Linked DNA regions of Mus musculus: regions 1, 2, 3, 4, 5 and 6 are each linked to region 7. A link is a loop called in an ENCODE intact Hi-C map of the cell type or tissue named here. Cell type or tissue: heart. All regions are shown on one strand. Region 1 has its middle 18 kb from the start of Cecr2. Region 2 overlaps Cecr2 (CECR2, histone acetyl-lysine reader). Region 3 holds the start of Cecr2 (CECR2, histone acetyl-lysine reader). Region 4 has its middle 49 kb from the start of 1700072O05Rik. Region 5 has its middle 43 kb from the start of 1700072O05Rik. Region 6 overlaps Cecr2 (CECR2, histone acetyl-lysine reader). Region 7 has its middle 8.0 kb from the start of Hdhd5.

Region 1 (4,000 bases), 110 kb after region 7:
GTGGCACAGCTCTGGATGCCCAGCATAAGGGGATGGAGACAGCAGGATCCCTGGGACTTGGGAGCCAGGCAGTCCAGCCGATGGTAAGTCCAAGTTCAATGAGAGCGCCTGTCTAGTGGGGATAAGGTGGAAAAGTGAGGGGGCTGGAGAGATGACAGAGCAGGGAAGAGCACTCGCTGCTCTTGGAGAGGACCTGGGTTTTATGTACACATGATGCTCTAAAGTAACAATAAAAAAAACTAGACCCCCCCCCCATCACATAAATGACTGCTGTTGTGTTGTTTTCAATACTGAGGATCAAATCCATGAATCCGTGGTCTTATGTATCCTAAGCATGGCCTGTTACTGTTCTACATCTTCAGATCCCCCCCCCCAATCAGTTTACAGCATTCTCTTGCATAGAAATTAAATTCGGTGGCTCCCTGAGATGTTTCAAGGGCAAAGCTGTAGCTCTGAACTGGACAGCAAAGGCCCCCAATATGCCTATCTCTTCCACTGCAACCAACAGAAATATGCCTGATCCCGCATTCTAAACTCCCTGGCTATTTTATATATTGCACCTCTTTGCTTTTGCCCCATGTCCAGTAGGCACAGTGTCCTTCAAGATCTAGTGGGGTACTGGCTGGCTGGCTGGCTGGCAAGTTCAGTGTGGACAGCCTTCAGTATGCTCTTAGTACACCATGCCTATATGGAGACGCTAATCCCTGACTTAGTGCTTGCTTCTTTGCTAGGCTTTAATTGCAGCAGTACATGAGCTCTGTTTTACTGAACTCTATAACTCTAATTTAGAGCTAAATACTCTGAGAAGTATAGAAAAAAAGCCTTAGGCCGGGCAGTAGTGACGCATACCTTTAATCCTACTTGGGAGACAGAGGCAAATGGATCTCTGAGTTTGAGGCCAATCTGTTTTATAGAATGAGTTCCAAGACATCTAAGGCCACACAGAGAAACCTTGTCCTGAAAAACAAATAAACAAAAAAGCTTGAATGCTTGGTTTTAGTTTTTGTTTGGCTTGGTTTCCCCATGGCTCAGCACTGCTTTTGGTGCTAGAACCACAATAATGAACAATTCCAGGGTGGGGTTTGGATGTCAGTGATAGAACACTGAAGTGTGTAAGGCCTGGTGCTCAGTCTATAGCACTGAGGAAAGAGAGCCAAACAATACCAGACCAAAGTCTGGCTCTGAGTACATGAACACCACACAAGTGATCCTGAGAAAGAGGTGCTTTTAGGGTGGCAGTGACCAGCATCCTCTCAGCTTAGCAGACGGAAGAGGCAATAAGATCTTTTCCTCTTTCTTTTATTCTTTCTTTTTTTTTTTTTTTTTTTTATTATTATATGTAAGTACATTGTAGCTGTCTTCAGACACACCAGAAGAGGGAGTCAGATCTTGTTACGGATGGTTGTGAGCCACCATGTGGTTGCTGGGATTTGAACTCTGGACCTTCGGAAGAGCAGTAAGAGCAGTCGGGTGCTCTTACCCACTGAGCCATCTCACCAGCCCAGCTTTTATTCTTTCTTTGAGGCAGGCTTGCATACAGCCTGGGCTAGTTTTAGACTTGCTTTGTAGGCAAGGCTGACCTTGAACTTCTGACTCCCCCAGTTTCTACCTGCCCAATGCTGCCACCTTCCCCACACTGAGATTACAGCAACTGTGCTCAGTTTTATGGGGTGTAGGAGATCCAACCAAGGTTTATCCTGCATGCTGGGCAAGCACTCTAGCAACTGGGCTGTAGCCCCAGACCCCTTATCTTGCTCTTCAATTAAAGATAGATGAGCTAAATTTATAACAAAGCAGATTACTCTTTGTTTAATTAGAATTGACCAAATTAGAAGCCTCTGGCTCCTGCAGTAGTGACTTTCCGTCATGGTAACCACAACGATCAGGTGATGGCCAGGCCCCCCCGGGTATGTCCTAGAGGGCATGCCTCTGAGGGCAGAGGCTGAGCTTTCAGGCATCCGTACCATGAAGTCAGAATTCGGGTCAAAATTTTACTCAGTTCAGAGCTCCCTTCCCTGGCCATGCTTGCACAATGGCCATCTTTACCCTTCCAACACTTCTGTTTCAGTGATGTAATGCCCAGTTCTGCTCCTTTCCACTTCATTTCCTTCTATCACCAGCCCCGCTTCTTATAAACATACCTAAGAGCTGCACTCAGCGGCAGCTTATCTTGGGTCCTGGCCCAGCACTAACATCCGGACAGAGTCTGGTTCCAGGGATGATGAGGAAAGAGAAGACAGGTGGCTATGTCATCTTGGGATTGGAGTAACAGAATTTCCAGCAGTTTTGAATCATCCTTTTCTCTCAAAACCATTGGTTGACTGGAAAAAAAAATATCAACAGGGAGTAAATAAATCTCGTATTGATTCATAATCCACTGTATCTTGTCATTTTATAGTTTTTGTAGCCACTGAAAGGCAGCGTGACACAGGAAAGCGCCCAGATGTTTGTAGGCTGGGAGTCTCCTGTGCCAAAGCCCAGAGACCTGAACATGACAGCCAATGGACCGTGCAAGGTTTCTCTCTTGTCTTGGTTTTCCTCTGTTCGTTTGCTTGGTGGTTTGGTTTGGTTTGGTTTGGTTTGGTTTTATTGAGACAGGGTTTCTCTGTGTAGCCCTGGCTGTCCTGGAACTCCCTCTGAAGACCAGTCTGGCCCTGAAATCAGACACTTGCCTGGCTTTGCCTCCCCAGTGCTGGGATTAAAGGCATATGCTACCACTGCCTGGCTTCTTGCCTTGTTTCCAGAACAAAAACAAAACAAACAAACAAAAAGATGCTCATCTGCTGACATCAGTGATTTCTCTGACAGATTTCTTCCCCACAGCTACTCTTTCTAAGTTTTGTTTGTTTTCTTATTTATTTGTAGAGGTGTTTGTCTGCATGTGGTCGGTACACTACTTGCATACCTGGTGCCCACACAGGCCAGAAGAGAGCATTGGAGCTCCCTGGAACTGGAGTTACAGACAGTTGTGAAGCTGCTATCTGGGAGCTGGGCATTGAAGCCTGATTCCCTGGCAGACCGCTAAGCCGACTCTCCAGCCCAACATATATATTTAAAATCACATTTGAAGCACATATTCTACTACTTCTGCATGATTTAAAAAGTAAATATTTAGGAAAAATGAAATATTAGTTCTTTTTTATATGCTATAAAAAGAAACTAAAGGGGCCAGGGGTGGTAGCACACGCCTTTAATCCTAGTACTTGGGAGGCAGAGGCAGGCGGATTTCTGAGTTCGAGGCCAGTCTGGTCTACAAAGTGAGTTCCAGGATAGCGAGGGCTACACAGAGAAACCCTGTCTCCAAAAAAAGAAAGAAAGAAAGAAAGAAAGAGAGAAAGAAACTAAAGTATTTACCTAGCAAACCCTACCACTGAAAAGACAATGATCTCATTTGCTTTCCATTACAACTGAGTTCTCCTTTGCTTCATGTTTCATTGACCAGAACAAATTTGGGGAGGAAATGATTTATTTGGCTAAGAGATTACATTGAGGGAAGCCAACAAGGTTGGAACCTGGAGCAGGAACTGAAGCAGGGGCCATAGAGAAATGTTGCTGTCTACCGCCTTGCTCCCAGGCCTTGCTAAGCTTGCTTTCTTTTCTTATTTATTGATTTATTGATTGATTGATTGATTGGTTTTTCGAGACAGGGTTTCTCTGTGTAGCCCTGGCTGTACTGGAACTCACTCTGTAGCCCAGGCTGGCCTCAAACTCAGAAATCTGCCTGCCTCTGCCTCCCAAGTGCTAGGATTAAAGGCGTGTGCCACCACTGTCTAGCTCTAAACTTGCTTTCTTAGAAGCCCAGGACTACTAGTCCATCCAGGTTTGGCATTACACATAGGTGGCTGGGTCCTCCTATATTAATCATCACGAAGCAAATGGCCCCAGGTGGGCATAATGTCCTTTAATCTCTGAGAGAGGCAAGAGGACCTCTGTCAATTCAAGGCCAGCCTGGTGTATGTAGCATTTCAAGGCCAGAGTTACATAGACAGACCTTGTCTTA
Region 2 (4,000 bases), 140 kb after region 7:
TGTTTTTGAGACAGGGTTGTTTTTACTCTGTAACTCAGGCTGTCTTAGAACTTGTTATAATTCTCTTGACTTAGCGTCTGGAATGCTGGGTTTTAAGTATGAGTCCCCTTGTCTGATATTTTTAAAATTTCTGAAGTAAGTGCAGAGAGTCAAGTTAATGTAATAATTCCTATTGACAAATGTTTATAAAGCATCTATGTGCTTGGCAGGGTACTAGCTCATGGAGATACAGCTATGTGTGTAACACAAAAATACTTGCTCTCTTGGTGGGTGAGATTCTTCAATGGATAAAGGAGTTTGCTGCCAACTGTGAGGACTTGAATTTTATCCCTTGAACCAAACATGATTAGGATGAGAGAACCAACCCCTTCAAGTTTTCCTCTGACCCCCACATGTGTTCCATGGCATACATATATTACACACACACATAGACACACACAAAGTTGTTACTATTTTCTGAGACAGGCTTTCTCTTTTTAGCCCTGGTTTTCTTGGAACTCACTCTGTAGAACAGGCTGGACTCTGCCTCCCAAGTAGTTGTTCTTAAGGGTTCCACCATGTCCAGCTAATACAAAATAAATTAATAAAAATTAAGTTTCAAAAGCACCTGCCCTCTTCTTAGTGGACAAATGATACAGTATGTCACAGGGTGTAAGAAATGAAGTCCAGGGAGGCTTGCACAGGGTCATGCTAAGGAATGGCTTCTTCAATTTAAGAGAGGGATAGAGATTGTATGTTGAGATAGCATTTGAATGGACCTGAGATAAATGACTTAGATTAGTTATTTAGAGATGGGTGGGGTAGTGAACACCTTTAATTTCAGCACTCTGGAGTAGAGGCAGGTGGATTTCTTTTGAATTCAAGGACAACCTGGGCTACACATACGTAGTAAGATCTAAGCCAGCCAGGACTATGAAAGACCCTGTCTCAAAAATAGAAACAAAACAATTTTTTAAAAATTACTATTTTTATGTGTATCTTTGTTTTGTCTGCATACAAATCTGTACCTTGTGCCCTTAGAGGCCAGAAGAGAAAGGATCCTCTGAGGTTGGAGTTACAGAAAGCTTCAAGCCACCATGTGCGTGCTAGGAATTGAACCTGGGTCCTGTGGAAGAGCAGCCAGTGCTGTTACCTACTAAGCTTCTCTCCAGCCTCAACCGAAAACACGAACTGTGTCCCTGGGGCTGACCACAACCTGTAGCTGTCATCCACACAGTTGTATATTGTTGGTCCACAGAAGATCCTTTTTAAAACTTCCTGCTTTCTACCTTTTGAAGAGTCAGAATCCTCTTTCTCTATAGAGGGATGAGGAGGACAGTTGCACAAGAGGAAATCCATGATGCATCTTGGGATCCTGAAGTGGAGGATGTCCTTTTGTAAAGGAGCTTTGGGAAAGCTCATCTTTCTGTTTTTTTCCAGCCTTTTAAAAAGAAAGGCTTTCTAGTTTCCTGGCCCCACCCCCATTTTTTTTTTTTCCTCCTTTTGTACCACTGGGAGCTTCAGAGAGTTGAGAATCTCCCACAGTTACAGAAGGGTTGGTCTCTCATCCATGAAGGACACTCCATTTTGGTTTGGTATTTGGCTTGCTTTGTAACTTCAGCTTTGCTTCATTTTCTGGAACACAGGAAAACGTAAAATCCAACTTGGGTAGTATAGGCCTTGATAACAGAGTCTAAAGGTGGACTTCCATGGGTGTTAAGGTTCCAGAATGAGAGTTGTGGCAGCAGAGGGTTGAAAGCCATCTTCTGTCCATGGAAGAGTCAAAACGTAGTGGTGTAGACAGCTGGACCTGCTGCCTCCTACTGGCCATGCCAGCTCTACTACCGCATTTCAAATCTGGAACACGTTTTCAAAAGGCATGAATCATGGCTCTCACTTGCCCTTGACACGAAGTGTCATCTTAGTAAGATTACTTTGGTAGCATGGGAATTTCAGACTAGATGATTGATTCCTGGCTTCTAGGAGGGACTTTCTAAGTGTGGCTAATACCATGGGTTAACTCAAAGCAACTCTCCATACTTTACAAGTTAGTTTTGTACCAGATAGAAGCTGCAGGTCCATACTTGCTTGGTATGTGTGTGAATTATGTGGATTTCTTTCTCTTTTCACTGCAAACTTGCTTCTAAATAAGCTTCTTTGACTGGAACTTTTTTTTTTTGGTTTTTTCGAGACAGGGTTTCTCTGTGTAGCCCTGGCTGTCCTGGAACTCACTCTGTAGACCAGGCTGGCCTTGAACTCAGAAAACCGCTTGCCTCTGCCTCCGAAGTGCTGGGATTAAAGGCGTGTGCCACCATGCCCGGCTGGCTGAAGCTTTTGAAGGTTGACATCTTCACTAATTCTGTTGTTCTCAAACTGAACTGATGTTATATGCGTGAGATTTGGAGGGATTCTGGAGAATGAGTGTCTTGAGTTATGTTATCTCCCACCCCCCATTTTTTAAAGACGGGGTTTGTCTGCAAAGAGCTGGCTGTCCTGGAACTAGCTCTGTGTATATCAGGCTGGTCTCAAACTCAGGTTTGTCTGCCTCTGCCTCCTAAATGCTAGGATTAAAGGTGTGCGCTACCACCTCCTGGCCACTTCAGGCAGGGCAAAAAGACAGAATCTCATTGTAGTTGATGCCAAACTATAACTTTGTGTAGTCTAGGTTGGCCTTTAGCTCCTGACAATCTTGGTGTTTCAAGTCCGGTAGACCAAGCTAGCCTCGATTCTGCCTGTCTTTCTACTTCCCCAGTCCTGGGATTAAAATCATGCACCCAGCTTCTGAAGGAAGTTGAAGTTGCTCCCTGTTACTGTACATGCCAAACAGAAATCTGGTAAACAGATACTTGGTTATCAATCCCTACTTCTTTCTTTTGTTGTTGTTGGTTTTTGTTTTTTCAAGACAGGGTTTCTCTGTGTAGCCCTGGCTGTCCTGGAACTCACTCTGTAGACCAGGCTGTCCTGGCCTCGAACTCAGAAATCTGCCTGCCTCTGCTCCCAAGTGCTGGAATTAAAGTCGTGTGCCACAACTGCCTGGCTTCTTCTTCCTTTTTATCTTTTCTATCTTTTTTTTTTTTTTCCCCTAGGATGGGCCTTTAAATTTCCTTCAAAACCATAGAGCCTCTGCCTCCTGAGTGCTGGGATTGAAGGCATGTGCCACTATACCTGGTGATGTGTTATTTTGGTTTGGAGGAAAGATGGTATTGTGATGGTGATTAAACTGGTCTTAGAGTTCTGTGGAGTGCTCTGAGTTTCTTGGAAGAAAGCTATAAAACAGGAAGTGCTATGATGGTGTATTCCTTTAATCCCAGGATTTAGGAGGCAGAAGCAGATGGATCTGTGTGAGTTTGAGGCCAGCCTAGTGTACAGAGTGAATTCCAGGACAGCCAGGAAAGCCTGTTTTGAAAAACAATAAAAGTAAGAAAGATATGAAACATTTTAAGATATGTTCACCTATGTATGGCTTTTGACACTTGTTTGTAGCCCCTCCCCTTCTCCCTTTCCCCTCCCCTCCCCTCCCCCTCCCTTTGCCCCCACACATTGGGCTGGAACCTGAAGATGGACATGCTAAGCCAGGCTCTCTCTGCCATGAGCCACACATCCAGCCTGCTGCACCTTCTTAACATTCTCTTTTAACTGAGTCTCAGTGGTTGACACCCTCCCTTGTTTTTTTCTTTCATTCCTTTGTTGTGCTCAACTCCTGATGTCTCTGGGCTTGTTCTGGGCACTGTGGAGGAGGGGTAGAATTTTGGGCCTGTATCGTGGTGCTAAACCCCAGACTTCATATAAGTAAACTGTGAAGTTCTGCAGCTTTTTTTTTTCCTCTCTCGCTGTTCTTTGAATTAATGTTGTTGTGTCCTGTGTCTTGTACTTCATTAGCTACACACAGGTTTCAAATGTAATTTCATAACAATACACAAGAGCTAGTATTCATTTTCTTGTTTAAAGTCTCTGACCTCATCTGACCTTTATGAAGGGTACTTGGCTGGTATAAGTGATAGCATGTTCTTTGGTGCTTCCC
Region 3 (4,000 bases), 130 kb after region 7:
AGAAGTTACAATGGGGGTGAGTAGTGGGTATAACGAGCACTCAATATCACAGTGATTAAGAAGGAGCCAAATCTCTCTTATCTTTCTGCTTTCTGGTATTGTTAATTATTATTAGGCTATAGTAATGACAACTGAGATGCCAGCTAAGAAGGTTAGATAATGATAAAAGATAAAGATGGAAGTGAGTGATAGGAGGATCAGGGAGACCAGGGAGGAAGGATCAAACAAACAGTCAGAACATAATGGCTTTGACACAAGTATGTTAAGAAACGCCACAGCACCCAGAGTGTCTGTAACCCCAGCACCCAGCAAGTGCAGGAAGGATTGGTTCAAGGTGCAGAGAGCTTGTTGCTCCCTAGTCTGGGCTTCATGCAACCCTTTTCAAAGGAAAATGGTGTGATACATGAAGAGCACAGCAGTTCAGGGCAAGTCAAACATGGAGGCTCCAGCCTGGGCTACAGACTCACAAAAAAGTTCCACGGAGCCCTCCTGTATCCCTCCACCCCCATTCATGAGGTATCTACAGAGTAGCTGCGTTTTGAAAACATTCAAAAACAAACTTTAAAAATAAAAATGGGATAGATAGCGTGTAGGGGTTGCTAACTCTCACCTACAGGGCAGTGTGAGGGAAGATGAAGTATCTTAAGGTTAGTTGGCTCACAAAAGGCACACTTGGATATATAACTTAAGGATTTTAGTGTTTTTAAGTGCTGCCTTACAAAGACACAAGAGGTTAGTTATTAAAGTAATTAGAATAGGTGAGGGAGGAGGAACGAGCCAGGCCTCCCACTTACACATCTATCTCACAAACTCGCTCCCTATTATTCTTTCCAGGGTTGTACCTATCTAAACAGCCGAATTTGAGTGCACCTAAGGGGCGGTGTTTCTGGCGAGGTGGACTAAAGAAGCAGCCAGGACTCTTAGAGTAGAACTGCTCAAGCGCAAATGACCAATACAAATAGGCGCTACTACAACGTAGTTTTTCCAAACTTCTGGGCTATTTCGGGGGTGATTTTTTCCCCTTCCGGTTTAGACAGAATTCCACCGTCCTAAATAGCAGTTAACTTTTCTAAAGTCCGAGCACCTTCCTCTCGGAGCGTATTCCCGCAGCCCGGGCAGGTCTCCACCCCCACCCGGACACACGTCCTTAGTCTCCAGGCTCTTCCCCATCCCCCAGCCTCCCAGCCACATTGTGAGCACTCGCGCCCGCAGCAGCCGCGCTCCGCTCCGGCGAGGGCAGTCAGAGGGCTCAAAGCCAGTCTCCTCCAGGGCGGCTGCACGTGTCCGTTCCCTGGGGTGGGGGAAATTGCTCTTCCCGCTAGGCTGCTGATTGGTGCCTCCCCCCTACTCCACCCTTCCCGCCACACTCTACCCCTCCATCCTACTCGGTTCCAGCCGAACCAGCCCCACCACCTTCTTCCCTTGGAGAAGCGAGGCACTTTAGCGCTCCCTTAAGTCCCGTTCTCAGATAGGCTAATAATAGTAATAATAATAAAAATAAAAAAGCGCTAAAGAACAGGTGGAAAGCGCGTCGTTTCCCCGGGCCTCCGGTTTCCAGCGTGGACGTCCCACTCGCTCTGTCCCGCGCCACCCTCCACAGCAGTAATAACTGAAATCCCACACGTGCGCACTCCCGGAGCGAGTCCCCAGCAAGAGCACCACCCCGCGGGCCCTTTAAAAGGACTCGACCACTGAGGCCACGTGGGGGTGGGAGAGACCCTTATTGTCTTCCGTCACCAAAGTCGCCGAACTCCCCGGCCCCAAACACCTGCACGGCAGAGCGCGGCTCCCACCCGCCCGGCCGCCCGCGGGCTGCGCGCGGGCCCCTCCGCGTCACGGGCGGCCCCTCCCCGGGCGCGGCTCGCCCGCTCCCCCTCCCCCGCCCTCGGTGCAGCTGTCCGCGCAGGGGTGGGGGCGGGGTTGTTGTTGTGGTGCGCGCCGGCCCCGCCCCCTCCTCGTGGGCGGCCCCTCCTCCCAGGTTTCTGCCGGGCCCCCTCCCCACCCCCAGCCCCATCTGTTTTCCTCAGCGCTGAGTGGATTATATTGTATGGGATTGGGGGCGGCCGCACGGCCGCGGCGGGACGGGGCGAGCGCGCGGCCCCCGCCGGCTGCCCGAGCAGCGGCCGCTTGAGCGAGTCGGACCGCCGCCCCCCGCCCGGCCGCGCCTCCGCTTGAGCTCACGCCGAGCGGCGGGAGCCGCCGCGCGCTGAGTGAGAGGCGCTGCCGGCGGCCGGAGTCCGAGCGAGCGAGCGAGAGCGAGTGAGCGAGCGCGGCGGGGAGATGTGCCCGGAGGAAGGCGGCGCGGCCGGGCTGGGCGAGCTCCGCTCCTGGTGGGAAGTCCCGGCCATCGCGCACTTCTGCTCGCTCTTTCGCACGGCGTTCCGCCTGCCCGACTTCGAGATCGAGGTGAGTAGCCGGCGCTGCGCCCTTTCTCCGCGCTTCTCTGCGGGGAGTCGCGGGCCGCCGACTTGGCGCGGAGTGCGGGCGGCGAGGGGGCTCGGCGGCGGGCACGAGGCTGGCGGCCGGCACGGGCTCCCCGTGGCCCCGCGCGCTCTCGCCGGCGGGGGTCGAGCCTGCTTTTGTCGGCGCGGGACCCCGGGGCTCTCCCGGGACTTCTCGGCCGGTCTGAGGGCGAGAGTGCGCGCGCGCTCCCCGCTGGAGCCTCGGAGGCGGCGAGCAGCTGCTCAGGCGGGGACCGGGACGCGATGCGGGCTCACGCGCCGGGGGCCACAGCGGCGGGGCGGGAGCGGCCTCGGGCAGGGGCGGCGTTGCTCGGGAGACGCTCGCCCGGGTCGCACTTGGCGGACTTGCGGAGGCCCGTAACTCTCGGGCGCTTCGAGTCAACTTCGGGCGGGCGCAGATGGGGCCTGGGCTTGGGGCGTTCTCCTTGTGGGACCGCCCGTCGCTCACCGTCGCTCGGGACGCCGAGACTGTGGAGGGAAAGTTTGGGCCCCCCTCCCTTTTAAAACAGCTCCTCTACGGAGGAAGGCGCAGCCGTCCGTATTCCGGGAGCTCTCTCTCTGAGTTGATTTCGCCACCATTATTCCCCCGGGCGAGCGAGGAGGAAAGGAATGGCTTTCTGGCCAGGCCGAAGGTGCTTTCAAGACCCGAGGCTTTGTGATAACTGGACTAAAATCCGAGGGTCCTAATGACAAGGACGGTGGCGGGAGTGTGGGAAACGGAATGTATAAGATGGTCCGAAGCAGCATCCTGGCATTTATTTTTGGAAGGAATTGTGAAATACTGATTGGTTGGCAGGTTGAGTTGCTTTTTTTCCTGTCTGTAGGGACTTAATCACCCTTTTTTTTTTTTTTTTTCTTCCTTGGGACAAAGGTACAAGAAACTGTTGTTGGTCAGTTACTGTTTTCAGTTTTGTGACTGCCTTTACAATGGAAGTAATCAAAATTAAAGTAATTTATTTGGGAAGTCTGACCGTTGTGGTTGCCTCTTCACCCCCCCCCCCCCCGAATCTTGATTTTAATTTGTTGACTCTTGAGGTCTTCGCACACCTTTATTTTTTAAAGTCCGTTGTGTTTGCAGAAATATCACTTGCTTCTATGAATGAAGCGTGGGAATTTCCTCGTGTTGCAAAGTTAACGAAATTGGAAATCTAAACCGATTACAAGGGGTGTAGGTTAGGAAGGTGAAGAGGAATGTGGACTGAAGTTGGGGCCATTCGATGGCTTTTGGAGGGACTTTAAAACAAAGTGAAAAGGTTGGTAGGATTTTCCAGGTCGTGGGCTTCTCCAGGCTTTAGGAAAATGAAACTTGGCAATTAAACGCAACTCAAAGCGTTTATTTACAAAGTTTGAACAGGAGTGTAAGGACCATTTTTGTGATGAAATTTTGTAATGAAATCGGACTACAAAGATTAACGATTTGAGGAATCTTAAAGGGGAAGAGATGATGATTAATGATTCTGATGTCCTGTGTTTCCTTTTAGTTAGTTTGAAATCTTGAGTAGTCTAATTAAATCCTGCTGTTCAAAATGGCTGCAGTG
Region 4 (4,000 bases), 64 kb after region 7:
TGCTCATTTTCTGTCTGTCTCTCCTTTTCTCTCTGCCTGTGGACCAAGATATAAAGGTCTCAGACACTTAGTGCAATGGTGTATGCCTTTAATTCTAACACTCAGGAGACAGAGGCAGTCAGATCTCTGTGAGCTCCAGGACAGCTAAGGCTACACAGTGAGATCCTATCTTGAAACTACTGCTCCAATACTTGTCTGTGTTGCTACCATGCTCCCCTGCTGTGATGAAAATGGTCTAAGCCTCTGAAACTTGTAAACAAGCCCCCAATTAAATGCTTCCTTTTATAAGACTTACTGGTGTCTCTTCACAGCAATAGAACAGTGACTGAGACACTAAGATAGCATCCTACTAACTGAGCCTCATCCCTAGCTAGAGTGACCTCTTTTTTTTTCTTTTCTTTCTTTTTTTTTTCTTTCCTTCCTTTTCTTTTTTTTTTTCTTTTTTTTTTTTCTTTTTTTGGTTTTTTTTAGACAGGGTTTCTCTGTGCAGCCCTGGCTGTCCTGGAACTCACTCTGTAGACCAGGCTGTCCTCGAACTCAGAAATCTGCCTGCTTCTGCCTCCCAAGTGCTAGGATTAAAGGCGTGCGCCATCACTACCCGTTGAGTGACCTCTTTTTTAGTAGATGAAATTAAGAGGGGTTGGATTTCAGAAATGCTTTTTTTCTTTTCTTTTCTTTTCTTTTCTTTTCTTTTCTTTTCTTTTCTTTTCTTTTCTTTCTTTTCTTTTCTTTTCTGTTCTTTCTCTCTCTCTCTTTCTGTCTTTCTGTCTTTCTTTCTTTCTTTCTTTCTTTCTTTCTTTCTTTCTTTCTTTCTTTCTTTCTTTCTGGGTGTGTGTACTAAGACAGAGTTTCTCTGTGTAGCCTTCGTTGTCACGGAGCTCACTCTGTCACTCTGTAGACCAAGCTGGACTCAAACTCAGAAATCCACCTGCCTCTGCCTCCCAACTGCTAGGACTAAAGGTGTGTACCACTGACTACTTGGCTGAAATGTGAAATGTTCTTTTTTTTTTTTTTCCTTTAAAAGTTGAGGTGTTGGGCCGGGTGTGGTGGCGCATGCTTTTAATCCCAGCACTTGGGAGGCAGAGGCAGGCAGATTTCTGAGTTTGAGGCCAGCCTGGTCTACAGAGTGAGTCCCAAGACAGTCAGGGCTACACAGAGAAACCCTGTCTCGAAAAAACCCCCCCAAAAAAGTTGGGGTGTTCATTCATTCGTTTTTCTACACTTATTTTGTGTATGCATATGCACACTCCATGTGTGTGAAGGTCAAGAGGACCACTTTTGGAAGTTGGTTCTTGCTACCATATGGGTTCCAGAGCTCAAACCCAGGTCATCAGGTTTGGCAGCAAACATCACTATGCACTGAGCAGTCTTGCCATTTCCAGAAATGATTTTTTTTGTTGGTTTGGTTTGGTTTGGTTTTGGTTTTGGTTTTTGAGATAGAGTTTCTCTGTGTAGCCCTGGCTTTCCTGGAACTCACTCTGTAGACCAAGCTGGCCTCGAACTTAGAAATCCACCTGCCTCTGCCTCCCAAGTGCTGGGATTAAAGGCATGTGCACCACTGCCCAGCCAGAAATGATCTTTTTCAAATAAAACTTTATTTGGGGGCTGGAAAAATGACTCAGGGATTAAGATCACTTGATCCTCTTCCAGAGAATCTGGGTTTTATTCCCAGCACCCATAGGGCAGTTGTCAGTCATCTGTTAACTCCATTTCCAGGGGATTGCATGACTTCTTGTCTCTGAAGGCAGCAGGCAGACATGTTGCACAGACATGCATGCATGCAGATAACATACACACATAACATTAAATTAAATTTAAAAATTTAAAAACTTTATTCAACAGACAAATATGAGGGATCAGCCACTAGGAATGCTCTTTGCTTTGTTTTAATTATTATTTTATTTTATGCACATGGGTGTTTTGCCTACATGTATGTCTGTGTACTTTGTATGCCTGCTGCCCTTGGAGTCCAGAAGGGGGCGCTGGATCCCCTGCTGGGAATCAGACCCAGCTCCTCTGCAAGAGTAGCCAGTGCTCTCAACCACTGAGCCATCCCTCCAGCACCAGGCTTGTATTTTTCTTTAGTTAATTCATTAATTTTTTTTCCAAGATAGGGTTTCTCTGTGTAGCCCTGGATGTTCTGGAACTCACTCTGTAGACCAGGCTGGCTTCGAACACATTGAGATCCGCCTGCATCTGCTGGGATTAAAGGCAGTGATGGCCACTGCTGGGCTTTTTCTTTAGCTTCTGTTTGGCTATTTCTTAGTTTCAGGGCTGAGGTGGAGTCCAGGGTCTCTGGCTTCGGGAGCCAGCCCTAAATCCTTTTGGCATTCACAACCTCTGTTCCCAGTGTGATCTTAGCCTCTCTCCCTTGCCCTGCTGTGAGCTAGTGTTCAGTCTCCTCCCACCGAGGTCACTACTTCCTGGAGAACTCTCCCTTCTGGGCCAGCTCAACACTAGGACTAGAATGTTCCCGCCACGCCACTCTCTCACATAGTGGGAATTAGTTCACTCCAAATCCTTGCCTGTTTTTCTAATTTCTTGGCTGTACAACTTGAGTCATCTTGTGTCAGGCACCAGTCACTTCCCTAGTAGGCAGCTCTTCCTGAACAACTGCTTCTATGGCTTCTGAATTCTCTTTCCTCCCTCCCACTCCCTGCTCAGATAAGGCTGTCCTGTAGCCCAGGCTGGCCTTGATCTCCTTGTAAAGCTGAGGCCTATCTTGAACACCCAATGTTCCTGCCACCACACCCAGTTTATTCTGAGATACAAAATGGAGCTTTGTAAATTGTGGGTGAGCATTCTACCAGCTGAGCTGTTCCCAGCTCAGGGCCTTGACTCCTGAGGGAGTTTCCAACATTGCATCCAGCCCAGGTCCTTCCTGTGTCCTCCAAAGTGCCCAGTGCCTTTTTCTTCCCCAGCTCCAGGCTCTTTGTCTCCTCATCTGGCCCCCTGGCTGGCTGTGGTAGCTTGTGTCTGCAGCCCCATGGGCTCTCACCTCCCTAATCTCTTTCCCACAGGCTGTCTTCCACAGCCAGTCTGTACAGCAGGAGCTGAAAGACAGGCTGACAATTATCTAATGACTGTACACAATGCAGACAGCCAATTAAAATATCCTTGACGGGACACCCCTTCACTTTGTTTAAAGCTGAACTCCAATGAGGCCTGCCCTTCACAAAATCTGCCACACCATCTAGAGGACAAGGTGACAATAACTGATGTTTATCTCACTAGCAAGTGACAATTTTAGCACGCTCGGATGCCTTATCTCCAAATAAAGGGTAACTAAATGCACCATGCAGCAAGCAAGCAAACAAAATCAAAAGAGCAACGGCGCGCACACACACTGCATTCTTATTGTTACTGTGTAACTTCAAACCAAAACCCAAGATCAAACAGCGATTACAGTCAAAGAAAAGAATAAAAAGAATTTACACATCTCTAATTGTTTTGTTCCAGGGATCAAACCCAGAGTTTGATGCATGGTGGGCAAGTAGAGATGATGTATCTGCATCACTACCCCCACCCCTGTTTGCAGTTTATTTTGACTTTTTGTATTTCCCAGGCTGGTCTGGAGCTCACTGTTTGACAAAGAATGGCTTTGAAATACCGCACTTCCCGCCTTCCCTTCTGAAGTGTTAAGATAACAGGTGTGGGGCCACCAGAATGTCCAGTTGTTAAAAATTATGTACCTAGCTGGGTGGTGGTGGCAAATGCCTTTAATCCCAGCACTCCAGAGGCAGAGACAGGAGGATCTCTGTAAGTTTAGAGGCCAGCCTGGTCTACAGAGTGAGTTTCAAAATAGTCAGGGCAACACAGAGAAACCCTGACTCAAAAAACCTAAATAAATAATTAACCTACATAAATTAATAAATTATTAATTAATGAAATTAATAAATTAAAAAGTATCTCTTACAGCAGTACTAGGAATTAAAAGCAGGGCAGGGCGTCACACGCACCAGGCAAGCACCCTATCTCTGCCCCTATGCCCAGCTGGCTT
Region 5 (4,000 bases), 59 kb after region 7:
TATTACAGACAGGTCTGGAGGCACTTGCCTGTAATCCCAACAGCAGGGAAGGCAGAAGCAGGAATCTGTACAAAAATTTGAGGCCAACCTGGGGCTACAGAGTGAAACCTTGCCCCAAACCACAACAACGATTTTTTTTCCTAATTAAATTACCTGCTGTAGCCTCAGGGCATAAAGGAAAAACCTGAGGTTTGAAAGGATTCAGCATCTATAGCCAAGTGGACCATGCAACCACACGGTAGCATATGCCCTGGCTGGTTGCTTTGTTAATGTCCAGACACTACCAGCCTTGCCACCTGGGAGTAAGGAGGGTAACCTGATGTCAGTGGTGAGCCAGCGGAGGGAAGGACACAGGCCAAAGAGGATTGTGAGAGTTTCGAGTCAGAATGTCATCCCAGAAAGCCTGGGAGTGGCTGCCTCCCTCCTTGTGTGGCCATGTTCTCTGACCTCCAGGACCTCTGACCCAAAGTCTGGGTGACTGTGCTTCCCTGCTGTGTGGTTGACATTTTGCTTTTCCAGTTGTCATGGTTTTCTGAGAAAAATGAACATTTCTTTAACGATGACCTCATTTCCTTCCTTCTCTTGGTTCCTTCTCTTGGGTCTCACCTATCCAATGGTCCTGGGATTTGATGCTTTGTTTGTTTAGCGCTGGGTATGAAACCTTGCCCGTCATTGACTTGTACTCCCTGAGTCACAAATGTTGTGATTTGAAGATGTTTAGACTGGTTGGTAGTATTTGGTTTTGAGACAGGGTTTCATATGTCCTGGGCTGGTCTCCTAAGTAGCTGGGTATTATGGCTGGTTGGAATATCAACCTGCCACAAATTCCAATGGCCCATAGAACTGTGCTGACTGCCTTGGCTGACTTCCGTGGACCCTCCTGGATGTGGGCTTCACCTTCAAGCAGATAAGAAGAGTGTGGCAGAGGGAAGATCACTCCTTTGGCAAGCTTGGCCTCCCATCTTGCTGCTGGGCTGATCTGCCCCAATGCTGCTGCTGAGCCCTCACTGATAGCAGAACCAGTCTCCAAGCTTTCTTTTTGGACTAGGGACCAATGGCTTGCTGGGAAACTTCTCGGCTTTTTATACCAGATTGGGATTACTGGGGGAGTGGGGTTCAGCCTGTGGACTGACCAACAACCGATTGCCTCTTCTACTTTTCAATTCCCCTCACCCCCACCCATCCCTGTGACAAACAGTCATGGTGGGACCGACCACTCTAACTGCTAAGGCAGCCTCAAGAATCTAGGAACTGGCCGGGCGTGGTGGCGCACGCCTTTAATCCCAGCACTTGGGAGGCAGAGGCAGGTGGATTTCTGAGTTCGAGGCCAGCCTGGTCTACAGAGTGAGTTCCAGGACAGCCAGGGCTACGCAGAGAAACCCTGTCTCGAAAAATCAAAAAAAAAAAAAAAAAGAATCTAGGAACTACCACATTCCCAGCTCCCTGGTATGATTCTGCTATTGTTAAGTATGTACGTATGTATGTAGTATGTATGTAGCCCATTAGTTCGGTTCCTCTTGAAAACCCTGACTAATAAACTTAGGATTTCTTTGAACTCCTCATCTTCCTGCCTGCAACTTCTGTTATATGTATTTTAAAACTGCGGCAGTGGCGATGGTGATGCGGTGCACCTTGGGGGCCCTGGCCAAGGTATCCCCCTGAGGAAATAGATGTAATATAAAGGTTTATTGGTGAGAAGGAAAGGGTGGGTACAGAGAAAAGGGAGGAAGAGAGGGAGGGAGGGGGGCAGGAAAGGAGGGAGGGAGGGAGAAAGGAAGGGAGGGAAGAAAAGGAAAGATGGAGAGAGCAGCAGTAACTAGCAGGTGCCTACCTGGTGGCTGTTGCTAGGTAACTGTTGGGCGGAGCCTAGAGGAAATGTTAACATCTACAGAGTGTTGGGATTGAAGGTGTGCACCACCACACTTGATTTACACTGGGCTAACAACCAAACACAGGGCTGTGTCCCATGCTAGACGAGACTCTGAAGATGAGCTACATCCACAGCCCTAGTCTGAAGTTTTATAAATGCAAAGTGCTCTTGCATTCTACCTAGGGAAAAAACACCAAATGCCTGCCCACCAGGCAGGGTAGGGAAAAGGGGAATACAGGGGTACCAACTCCATCCAGAGGAGGGCAGCACCCCATTTACCCAGAGCTGGGATTCCAAATTCCCAGAGAGAGAAATTTAATCTCTGCACTTTCTGAGACACTCGTTCAAGCTCTGTCCCTTTCTTCCTTCTGGGGCAGCCATCCCTTCTTTCCGTGGCAGAGCCCTCCACCCTGTGAGGCATCATACACAGGCCATGGTGGGAGATGCCACCTGTATCCTGGAGGCTTGGGGGCAGACATCTGCCACTTGCATTGTTCCCCAGATCTAGGGCTGGAAGACATCTGACACTGGGCATCAGCCAATCACACACCTTAGCAGTTTGGCGAGGTAACCTTTTCCTCTTTTCCTAGGTAACCTTCAGCAGGGACAGGCATTTCAGGTGTATTTCCAAGGAGAATGGGAGGAGGCAGAGAGGAGTAGTCGTTCTCCCTGGAATATCCCTTACTCTGCCATCCCTGGCCTCACAAGTCACCTGCCCCTCCCTCTGCTCTGGATCAGCAAAGGCCCTAAGGTCTGTTGTTTGCATCACCCTCCTACTGAAAGCCAAGCAGAGATGAATCACAGGGAGTCTCCAGTAGCATTCACCTGGTGAGGCTTTGTTCCAGAACATTCCTGACAGCCCCACCCAGGAACACCAAGTACCAAACAGTCAAGGTTGGGATAGAGGGGATCCCAGGGCAGAATGAATCCATGACCATGAAGCCAGCTGGCATAAACACATCCACCCCTGCTCAGGGGGTGCTTATGGTATGGTAGGAGTGGACAGCGCTAAACATGGAAGCACAGTCACAGAGAGAAAGGATGGCACACAAAGAAAAAAGCTAGAATGCAAGAAAATGGGCACAGAAGGGGAGAGGAAGGTGCAGTTAAATGGGGTCAGGAAGACCTCGTGCCCATAATCCCAGAATATGGGAGACTGAGGCAGGAGGGTTACTGTGAGTTTAGGTCAGCCTGGAGCCAGTTTCAACCTCTGACCCCTGACTACTCTAAGAAGTTGGTGTTAAGAGAATTAGCCAGAACCAGAATGCATCCAACACCGAATCACCGGTCAAGTTCCTGCACTCAAAAGACATCCTAACTCAGACACCTTAACAAAAACACCAAGGCTGGTGTAGGAGGATCAGAAACTGGAAGGCCAGCCTTGCTACATTATGAGACCCCCTTCTATCTCAAAGCACAACAGAACAAAAAACTTAGGGACACCTGGAGAAGCCTAGCGCGTTGTCCCCATCAGTGGCACATTGTTTGCAATTTCTCCACAGAAAAACAGACGTCTGGTTCCTTGGCAAGCTCAAGGAAGGCCTTCCATCCCTCCTTGTGGATAATCTTAGGGGTTTGAATTTGGCCTTTTCCTGTTCTCTCTTTGCCCCAGGCCAGCCCATCACTGAGACAGTAGCCTAAAGTGTACTCCTCAAACAGTCCTGCGCTCTGCAGAGGCCATGCTCTTCACAACTTCAATTCTAGGGCTAGAGAGATGGCTCGGTCATTAAGAGCTCTTGCAGAGGCTGGGCAGTGGTGGCACACGACTTTAATCTCAGCACTTGGGAGGCAGATTTCTGAGTTTGAGTCCCACCTGGTCTACAGAGTGAGTTCTAGGATAGCCAGGTCTACACAGAGAAACCCTGTCTAGGGAAAAAAAAAAAAAAAAAGCTCTTGCAGAGGACCAGGGTTAGGTTTCCCATAACCATATGGTAGTTCACAAACAGGGTATACGATACGCTTTTCTAGCCTCCATGGGTACCAGGAACACATATAATACATTCATGCATGGAGGTAAAGCGCTAATACACATTTAAAAAAAAATCTAAGGACAATAACAGAGAGAATTCCACCACTGCTCTCGTGTACTTTGTGTGTGTGTGTGTGTGTGTGTGTGTGTGTGTGTGTGTG
Region 6 (4,000 bases), 200 kb after region 7:
GGGTTACAGATTTAGGTGGGGTATTTGTTTTTGGTTTTTTGGTTTTGTTTTGTTTTAAACGTCAGTGTCTATCTCTATTGCCCTGGCTATCCTGGTACTTGTTCTGTTGACCAGGCTGGCCTTGAAGCACCTACCTCTGTCTCCTTAGTACTGGGATTAAAGGTGTATGCCATCACCATCTGGCTTAGTTCTTCCACTGTAGTAAAGAAGGTGCTTGAACATGTACATTCACAATGACAAAATATATATAAAATATTTTATATGTCATTACTTTTTAGGGAGGTCTACTATTTTTGTGTGAGTATGAGGTTGCGTGGACATGTGGAGGTCAGAACTTGATGTTGGTGTCCTCCTTGATCATGGTTGTCTTTCCTAACACTTCGATTACATGTGCACCACCGTGCCTGGGTACCTGGCCATCTTAGCGTTTCTCTTGTCGTGATGAAACAACATAACCAAAAAGCAAATTGGGGAGAGAAGGGTTCATTTGGCTTACACTTTGATGCCACAGTTCATTGAAGGAAGTCAGGACAGAACCTCAAACAGTGCAGGAACCTGAAGGCAGGAGCTGATGCAGATGCCATAGAGGCATGCTGCTTACTGCCTTGCTTCACGTGGCTTGACCAGCTGTTTTCTTTCTTTTTAAAAAAAAAAAAGTAGCCGGGGGTGCGTGGTGGCACGTGCCTTTAATCCCAGCACTCAGGAGGCAGAGGCAGGCGGATTTCTGAGTTCGAGGCCAACCTGGTCTACAAAATGAGTTCCAGGACAGCCAGGGCTACACCGAAAAACCAAAAAAAAAAAAAAAAAAGTTTATCTGCTTATTCTTTTGTACATATTTAGTGTTTGTCTTTTATGTATGTCTGTGTGAGGGAGTTGTATCCACTGGACCTTGAGTTACAGACAGTTGTGAGCTATCCTATGTGGGTGCTGGGAACTGACCCCAGGTTCTCTGGAGCTCCCCAGCCTACATTCTTTCTTTCTTTTTCTTTCTTTTTTTCTGCCCCCCCACCCCACACACACACAGCTCATCATCCCATTTCTCCTCCACCCTGTCTCCAACAAAATGCCTCCACCCGCACCTCACCGCCACCTCCACCCTTCTGCCAGGCCTCCCCACCCCCTAGGGCCTCAAGTCTCTCCAGCTAGGTTAGGCACATCATCTCTCATTGAGGCCAGACCAGGCAGTCCTCTGCTGTATATGTATATATAACTGCCTCGGATCAGCTAATTATTCCTGTCAAAAAGAACTGCAGGGACAAAAATGGAGGAGAGACTGAGGGAAAGGAGGTCCTTTGAGGGGCAAAGGCAGGAGGATCCTAAGTTCCAGACTAGCCTGAACTACATAGCAAGGTTGTAATAACAAGAAGGTGGTAATGGGAAGAATTCTTAGAAATCACATGGCTAGGCTAGTATGTAAGATCTGTTAAATTTAAGATTACAACTGCCTGGTCCTTCTTCCTTTTGGAAAGTGTCTGTACTCACTTGTGATCTATATATTGAGCATTTGTTTAAGGATTTCCTGAGAAGTCCACACATTCTTCTATAGTCAGAAATCTGTTTTATACCTATCTTAATGTTGGGGATATAGAACCATTGTACCATTGTATTGGTACACATGGGCTTATACTACCCTCTACTGGCAAGTGACAGTCTTGAGCAGAGGCAGTTCAGTTTCATAGTCCATCTTCCTAAGGGTGTAACTGTAAGCTTCCTTTCTAGTGTAGCCCAGAACCACAGCGAGAGAGCACCAGAATCGCAACTGTCATTTCCCTTTTCATTGTGGTGCTACCATAACCTTGATACTTGGCTCTCAGCACTCCCGTTCTCTGCAGCAAGCCCACCATCCATTCTAGTTTTATTTCTCTTTAGAATTATTCTTCCTAACTTTGAACTCTGACAGACTCCAGTCCTAGCCACCATTATGTTTACTGGATCCACACCTGCAAGAAAGACAAACAATTTGGGCATGTGAGTGTTTTAATTATTTTCTCTTTTTTCTTGTTTTTCAGTGAAAAGCAGGAAGAAAACTCCTTGACATCTGACCTACAGACAAGAAATGGTAATGATATTTGTTGCTGTCTCTCAGCATGATTCATACATATATTACAGTCATACATTGTATTAGGATGATTCCAACTGCCTCCAGCTTGTTGCTCCCTGTTTCATCCTTTCCCCTGCCATCCATCTCAGACACTTAAGATGAGAACTAGTTCTGTTCTGTCACCTGCCACAGTATATGCCACAGACATTTGCGTAGACAAGCAGTTAGGGACCTGGAAAGGATTGAATGCATGCATGTTTGTATATACATACACACATAAATGCATTATTAGATTTTAGTTTTTTGAGTCAAGGTTTCTCTGTGTGTAGCCCTGGCTTTCTTCGAACTGACTCTATAGACCAGCTTGACACCTGCCTTTGCCTTCCAAGTGCTGCGATTAAAGGAATATGCCACACCTCACCTTGATTAGATCTTAATTCTGTATCCAAAAGTTTTAAATTTGGAAGGAAATAGCCAATTTGTACACAATCTCAGTTTCAAAACCATTTTTCTAGAAAAATAATATATTTTTAACCATTTCTAGAATGTTAAATTTTTCTTTAAATCACAATAAGAGGGGTTTTGTTGTTGTTTTGGGTTTTTCCTTGTTTGTTTTTGCTAGGCATTTGTCTGGTTACAAACAATGATAATAATAGGAAAACTAAAAGTATAATAATCACAGCACTTTGAGGCAGAGGTAGGCAAGTTTAAGGCCAGTCTAGTCTATAATGAGACCCCACCCCCCCAAAAAAAAAGTATATATTATTTTCTAGACACTGGGTGAAGTGCTTGTAATCCCAATGCTTTTGGGGCTGAGGCAGGAGGTTTACTTAGTCTCTGGAGTTCAACACTTTCATAGGCAACATATTGAGGTCCTATTCTATGAAAGAAAAGAGCGTGCTATCAGACTTGAGAAGATTAGCAGCTCCTTTTTTATGATTCCTCTGTTTGAGTCATGACCCAGGGTAATAGGAACAAAAGTCTAGTGTAGGCTCTATTTTAGTGAATCCATCCATTTTCTGTAGGATCCCGAGGGCCAGGCCAAGGTACTTGGTGGCTCCTGTGTCAAACAGAAGAAGAATGGAGACAGGTCACTGAGAGCTTCCGAGAGCGGACCTCTCTCCGAGAGCGGCAACTCTACAAGCTCCTTAGCGAGGACTTCCTGCCTGAAATTTGCAACATGATTGCCCAGAAGGTAGGTCCTGCCTACTGCTCAGGCCCATGCTGTTCCTTCCTGATAGGACTGGGTGTTAATGTAGGAGCTGTGTGGACCTGCTTTCCCTATCCTGGTGTCATTTATGATGTTTCTAAGTCCATGGCTAATGCCTGCAGTCTTTACAATGGCTTTTTGCAAACTGGAACCAGCTTTCTTGTTTTCCTATTACTTTTACTAGAAAACTTGGCCCAAGTTTGCTCTCTCCCACACTCCAAGAAAAATGATCGTTTTAGGAATTAACCTATTTCGCCCTCACAATGTCAGCCTTTGAACATTTGTCCCTATAGACCTGTGAAAGTTCCTCACCTGACTACACCTGAGCTGTTTTGTAGTTTCTCTGACCTGAGTGTAAACTTTACGAACTATATTTCAGTCTACATACACCCTATACATGACATTTTCAAGTAAATAACTTTGTGCCCCCCTTTTCATGTTTTGGATGTTATTCAAAATTGTGGCTCGGGGGTTAGAAGTGCATGCATGTTGCTTTTGCAGAGAACCCAAATTCAATTCAGTTCCCAGCACCCATGTTTGGTGACTCAAAACTATTTGTAGTTCGAGCTCTAGGCTCATACTGAACTCTGTGAGTACTTACACTCATGTGCACTCTATCTTTGTCTGTGTCAATCCCCCCACACATACACACACATTTTGTTAAGCCCCACTTAGAGCTCCATCTGATGACACTGGAGTCTTGGCGTTCAATGATTTATTCCTTAGTATTTTTATTTATTTATAATATA
Region 7 (4,000 bases):
ACAGTCAGCATTGTTTCAACCCCGTGCCTCTTCCCCTGAAAGTCATCTCCAATGGTGGGCAGCATTCACAGTGACTTCATCAAAATCGAGAGTCGACAGAGACCATGCTGTAAATATAGATTCTGGATTAGGAACCTTAGACCAAGATGAATTACTACAAACGAGGAAAGACTTTAAAAAGGATTCACTGTTGCCTGGCTAGACATGGCTGCCAGGATTGTATAGTGTCACACTGTCAGAGAGAGAGAGAGAGAGAGAGAGAGAGAGAGAGAGAGAGAGAGAGAGAGAGAGAGAGAGAGAGAGAGAATATACTATTTCCTGTGTCCAGAAGTGGGGAAAGGATGGGAAACTTTTAAAGAAAATGATATATTACAAAAATGGACTTAAGACTAGACAACTATAAACTGAGCGTGGTGGCGCACGCCTTTAATCCCAGCACTTGGGAGGTAGAGGCAGGCAGATTTCTGAGTTCGAGGCCAGCATGGACTACAAAATGAGCTCCAGGACAGCCAGGGCTATACAGAGAAACCCTGTCTTGAAAACCGCACTCCCCCCCCCAAAAAAAAGACTAGACAACTATACAGAGCTACCCTAAACTTAGAAATGGGACAGAGCCCAAACAGAATTATTGAAAGCTAATGCATGTGGGGTCTGAAATAGCTATGAAACAGAAGCCAGCCGGCCATGGTGGCACATGTCTTTAATCCCAGCACTTGGGAGGCAGAGTCAGGCAGATTTCTGAGTTTGAGGCCAGCCTGGTCTACAGAGTGAGTTCCAGGACAGCCAGGGCTACACAGAGAAACCCTGTCTTGAAAAACCTAGAGAGAGAGAGAGAGAGAGAGAGAGAGAGAGAGAGAGAGAGAGAGACTGTCTCCAACAAAAACAAAAATACATCTCCGGAGATGGATGGGGGTTGCACTGAATCCATGGTGGTTTTTAGAAGACCCTCACGGTATTAATTCTTCCAATCCAGAGGTATGACAGGTCTTTCCATCCTCTGACTTCTTCAACTTCTCTCTCTCTCTCTCTTTAATTTTTATTTTACATACATTGGAGTTTTGCATGCATGCATGTCTGTGCGAGGGTGTCAGAAGTTCAGGAACTGGAATTATAGACAGCTGTGAGCTGCCACGTAGGTGCTGGGAATTGAACTTGGATCCTCGGGAAGAAGAGCCAGTACTTTTAACCTTTGAGCCATCTCTCAAGCCCTCTCAGTTTCTCTCATTTTAAAGTTTCCATCATAGAAGACATTCAGTTCCTTAGGTTTACTCAAAGGTGTATTAAAGTTTTAGACAGTTTCAAAGTTTTTTTAAAAAAGAGGTATATATATAATATACAATAATATTATATATATGAGTACACTGCAGCTGTCTTCAGACACACCCAAAGAGGGCGTCGGATCCTGTTACAGATGGTTGTAAGCCACCATGTGGTTGCTGGGAATTGAATTCAGGATCTCTGGAAGAGCAGCCAGTGATGTTAACCGCTGAGCCATTTCTCCACCCCTCCCCTGTTTTAAAGTTTTGCATCTATCTATCTATCCGTCATTTGTGTGTGTGTGTGGGGGGGGGGTGTGTAAAAGGGCACATGCCTGTGGCAGTGTATGTGTATAGGCCAGAGAACAGCTTGCCTGAATTGGTTCTGGTCGTCCACTATCTTGGTTTGGAGGAATGAATTCAGATCTTCAGGCTTAGTTTACAAGAGCAAGAGGGATTGATTTTCCTGGTTTCTTCCTCGCCATGTTTGTTATTGATATACAGGAAGCCTAAAGACATGTATACATGAATTTTATGTCCTGCTATTTTGTTAGGAGTGTTTATCTTCATCAGTTCTCAGACAGTTCTGGTGGAGTCTTTAAGGTCTCATGTATAGAATCCTATCATCTGAAAATAAGGATACTTTGCTTTCTCTTATTGGCAGCAGTCCTGTGGTTCTGCTCTCGACCACAAGAGGGCAGCAACAGCCCGCAGCCCGCCAGCTACAGGTGACCTGAGCAGCTTGCCTCAGCCAGGGTCCCTCCTGCGGTGCTCAGATCTCACTAGTCGCCATTTGCTGTCCACATGCTGCCGTCTCGGGCCATTTCCGCAGAGGGCCACAGCTGTCTGCAAGCCGGGGTCGGTGGGAGGGGGCTGGGCTGCGGGAGGTTACTGGGGCTGAACTCTGCAGGGGACCCTGGACAAAGGGAAGACTCTTGCGCAGAGGGCCTGGGCTTCAAGGGCCTTTCCTCCTTGGTGAGGGAGGGAACAGGAAATCGAGGATGCTTCCGGGGTTGGACATGGCCAAAGGAGAGCCAGAGGTCAGAGTAAGGGTCAGCTGTCCCTGGAGAAAAATAGCCGCTCCTATCAGAACTGAGGCATTTTGGCTTCACAAGCAAGGGAGGCGTGTGTGGCCTTGCCCTAGGGCAGAAAGGGCACCAGCAATGTAAGCAAGAGAGTGATCTTGCCCTCCTCCAACTGTCCCCCTCCCCTTTATGTAGAAACTAGTCTGGGAGAACCCCAGAAGAGCACCTCAACCCAGAAGAAAAACAGCAATAAAACCCAGCTTCAGCAAGCCTTCTGACACCCACTGTGCAGCCGCGGGAGCCATCAAAACACAAAGAGGTTAGCTAGCCTGGAGGATCTTTCTCTCCTCTGACAGCTCCAGCTCTGAGATCTGGAAATGCTCCCAGGACCTCTTTCCTGCTTAACTCTCAGGGAAGTCAACTGAACAAGGACAGGGACAGGCCACTCCCTAAAGAGGTCTCCAGACAATGACACATATAGGTCATTTGGAAGGCTGGCTGAGGACTCTGCTCAGGCTGGAGGAGGAAGCGATTGGGCAAGATAGAAAGCGGGCCAGCGTTGGGCTAGCCTGGCCTCGGCGAGCCAGTGTTTCTGAAAGCAAAGCAACCTCATTGCCCTTTCACCCTATTCCCAACGCCCCAGAACCGTTCAGCTGCCAAACGTCTTATTTACACCCTTCCCACACAGAGGAAGGACAGAGGAGGGCAGGGTATTTTTAGGATGGCTACTATTTTAAGCAAGCAATACCTGTAAAAATACTATTTATGGGCTGGGATGTGGCTCAGCGGTGCAGCACCGGTCTCGGAGGTGGGAAGTCCCGCATTCAAAACCTGGGAAATGGAATTTGTACTGAATGGTTTTATGTCAACTTGACACAAGCTAAAATCATTTGAGAGGAGGGATTAAGAAAATGCCTCTTTATCCATCCAGCTGTCGAGGATTTTTCTTTCTCTCCTTTCTTCTTTCCTTTTCTTTTCTTTTCTCTTCTCTTCTCTTCTCTTCTCTTCTCTTCTCTTCTCTTCTCTTCTTTTCTTTTCTTTTCTTTTCTGGGTTGTGTGTATGTGTGTCTCAAAACAGGGTTTCTTCATGTACTCCTGGCTGTCCTGGAAATCACGCTATAGTTTGAGAATGGCCTCAAAATCAGAGATTGGCCTGCCTCTTGTGTGCATACCACCACCACCACCACCACCTGGCTATAGGGCATTTTCTTAGTTAGTGATTGATGGGGGAAGGTCCAGCCTAATGTTGCCATCCCTGGTGGTCCTGGATTCTATAAGAAACAGGCTGAGCAAGCCATGGGGAACAAGCCAGTAAGCAGCATCCCTCCATGACCTCTGCATCAGCTCCTGCCTCCGAGTTCCTACTGTTTGACTTCCTCCAATGATGGACAACACTGTGGAAACCAAGTAAGGCCTCTCCTCCCCAGCTTGCTTGTGGTTATGGTGTTTCAGCCCAGCAATGGTAACACTAAGACATAATTCATTTGGAATCTAAACCGTGTTACTGGGCACATGAGCCAATAAACCCGCCACCTCAGTGTCTCTCCATTCCAAAGAAGGTTCAGACAAATCAGCAAAGAAAAAGAATCTTATTCAGAATTTGGATAAAAGCTGGGGGGTGGGAGGGGCTATAATTTCCTCTCATATAACCCACGAATCAAAGACTAGAACAAAAAGTAAAGTTAACTGACACAGGTTAACTGATTTCTTTCCTGGAAC

The links. A loop is a pair of places that touch in the nucleus more often than their neighbours do. Peaks named below come from ENCODE experiments on the same cell type or tissue, not always from the same donor. Only the 100,000 strongest peaks of a DNase experiment are listed, where the experiment ranks them.
Region 1: it touches region 7 in a loop (2.7-fold over the local background); 3 of 42 quality-filtered maps call a loop at or near these places.
Region 2: a loop joins it to region 7, with 6 times the contacts of the local background. A loop is called at or near these places in 22 of 42 quality-filtered maps.
Region 3: a loop joins it to region 7, with 7 times the contacts of the local background. A loop is called at or near these places in 22 of 42 quality-filtered maps.
Region 4: it touches region 7 in a loop (2.3-fold over the local background); 6 of 42 quality-filtered maps call a loop at or near these places.
Region 5: it touches region 7 in a loop (2.5-fold over the local background); 9 of 42 quality-filtered maps call a loop at or near these places.
Region 6: a loop joins it to region 7, with 9 times the contacts of the local background. A loop is called at or near these places in 25 of 42 quality-filtered maps.

Annotation. Positions count from the first base shown.
Region 1 is chr6:120,646,264-120,650,263 of GRCm38, forward strand. No RefSeq gene overlaps it. Among named protein-coding and RNA genes, the nearest start is that of Cecr2, 18 kb to the right of the region's middle. In heart, a CTCF peak has its summit at 1,625; a DNase peak (open chromatin) is centred at 2,168.
Region 2 is chr6:120,672,509-120,676,508 of GRCm38, forward strand. The region is part of intron 1 of Cecr2 (CECR2, histone acetyl-lysine reader); the gene reads left to right. Among named protein-coding and RNA genes, the nearest start is that of Cecr2, 8.2 kb to the left of the region's middle. In heart, CTCF peaks have their summits at 1,815 (motif pointing left) and 2,579 (motif pointing left); no DNase peak of the experiment used is centred here.
Region 3 is chr6:120,664,302-120,668,301 of GRCm38, forward strand. Cecr2 (CECR2, histone acetyl-lysine reader) reads left to right here and starts at 2,013. Exons shown (of 19, transcript NM_001368706.1): 1 at 2,013-2,406. The coding sequence starts at 2,281. In heart, a CTCF peak has its summit at 1,653; DNase peaks (open chromatin) are centred at 1,290, 1,800, 1,950 and 2,900; H3K4me3 peaks cover 3,767 bases; H3K27ac peaks cover 3,018 bases; H3K27me3 peaks cover 48 bases.
Region 4 is chr6:120,601,675-120,605,674 of GRCm38, forward strand. No RefSeq gene overlaps it. Among named protein-coding and RNA genes, the nearest start is that of 1700072O05Rik, 49 kb to the left of the region's middle. In heart, a CTCF peak has its summit at 1,981 (motif pointing right); a DNase peak (open chromatin) is centred at 2,437; H3K27ac peaks cover 1,151 bases.
Region 5 is chr6:120,595,967-120,599,966 of GRCm38, forward strand. No RefSeq gene overlaps it. Among named protein-coding and RNA genes, the nearest start is that of 1700072O05Rik, 43 kb to the left of the region's middle. In heart, a CTCF peak has its summit at 2,126 (motif pointing right); no DNase peak of the experiment used is centred here.
Region 6 is chr6:120,735,090-120,739,089 of GRCm38, forward strand. Cecr2 (CECR2, histone acetyl-lysine reader) reads left to right here. Exons shown (of 19, transcript NM_001368706.1): 6 at 2,010-2,059; 7 at 3,067-3,236. Among named protein-coding and RNA genes, the nearest start is that of Slc25a18, 37 kb to the right of the region's middle. In heart, CTCF peaks have their summits at 1,630 (motif pointing left) and 1,833; no DNase peak of the experiment used is centred here.
Region 7 is chr6:120,537,273-120,541,272 of GRCm38, forward strand. No RefSeq gene overlaps it. Among named protein-coding and RNA genes, the nearest start is that of Hdhd5, 8.0 kb to the left of the region's middle. In heart, a CTCF peak has its summit at 1,943 (motif pointing right); DNase peaks (open chromatin) are centred at 2,189 and 2,809; H3K4me3 peaks cover 976 bases; H3K27ac peaks cover 1,286 bases.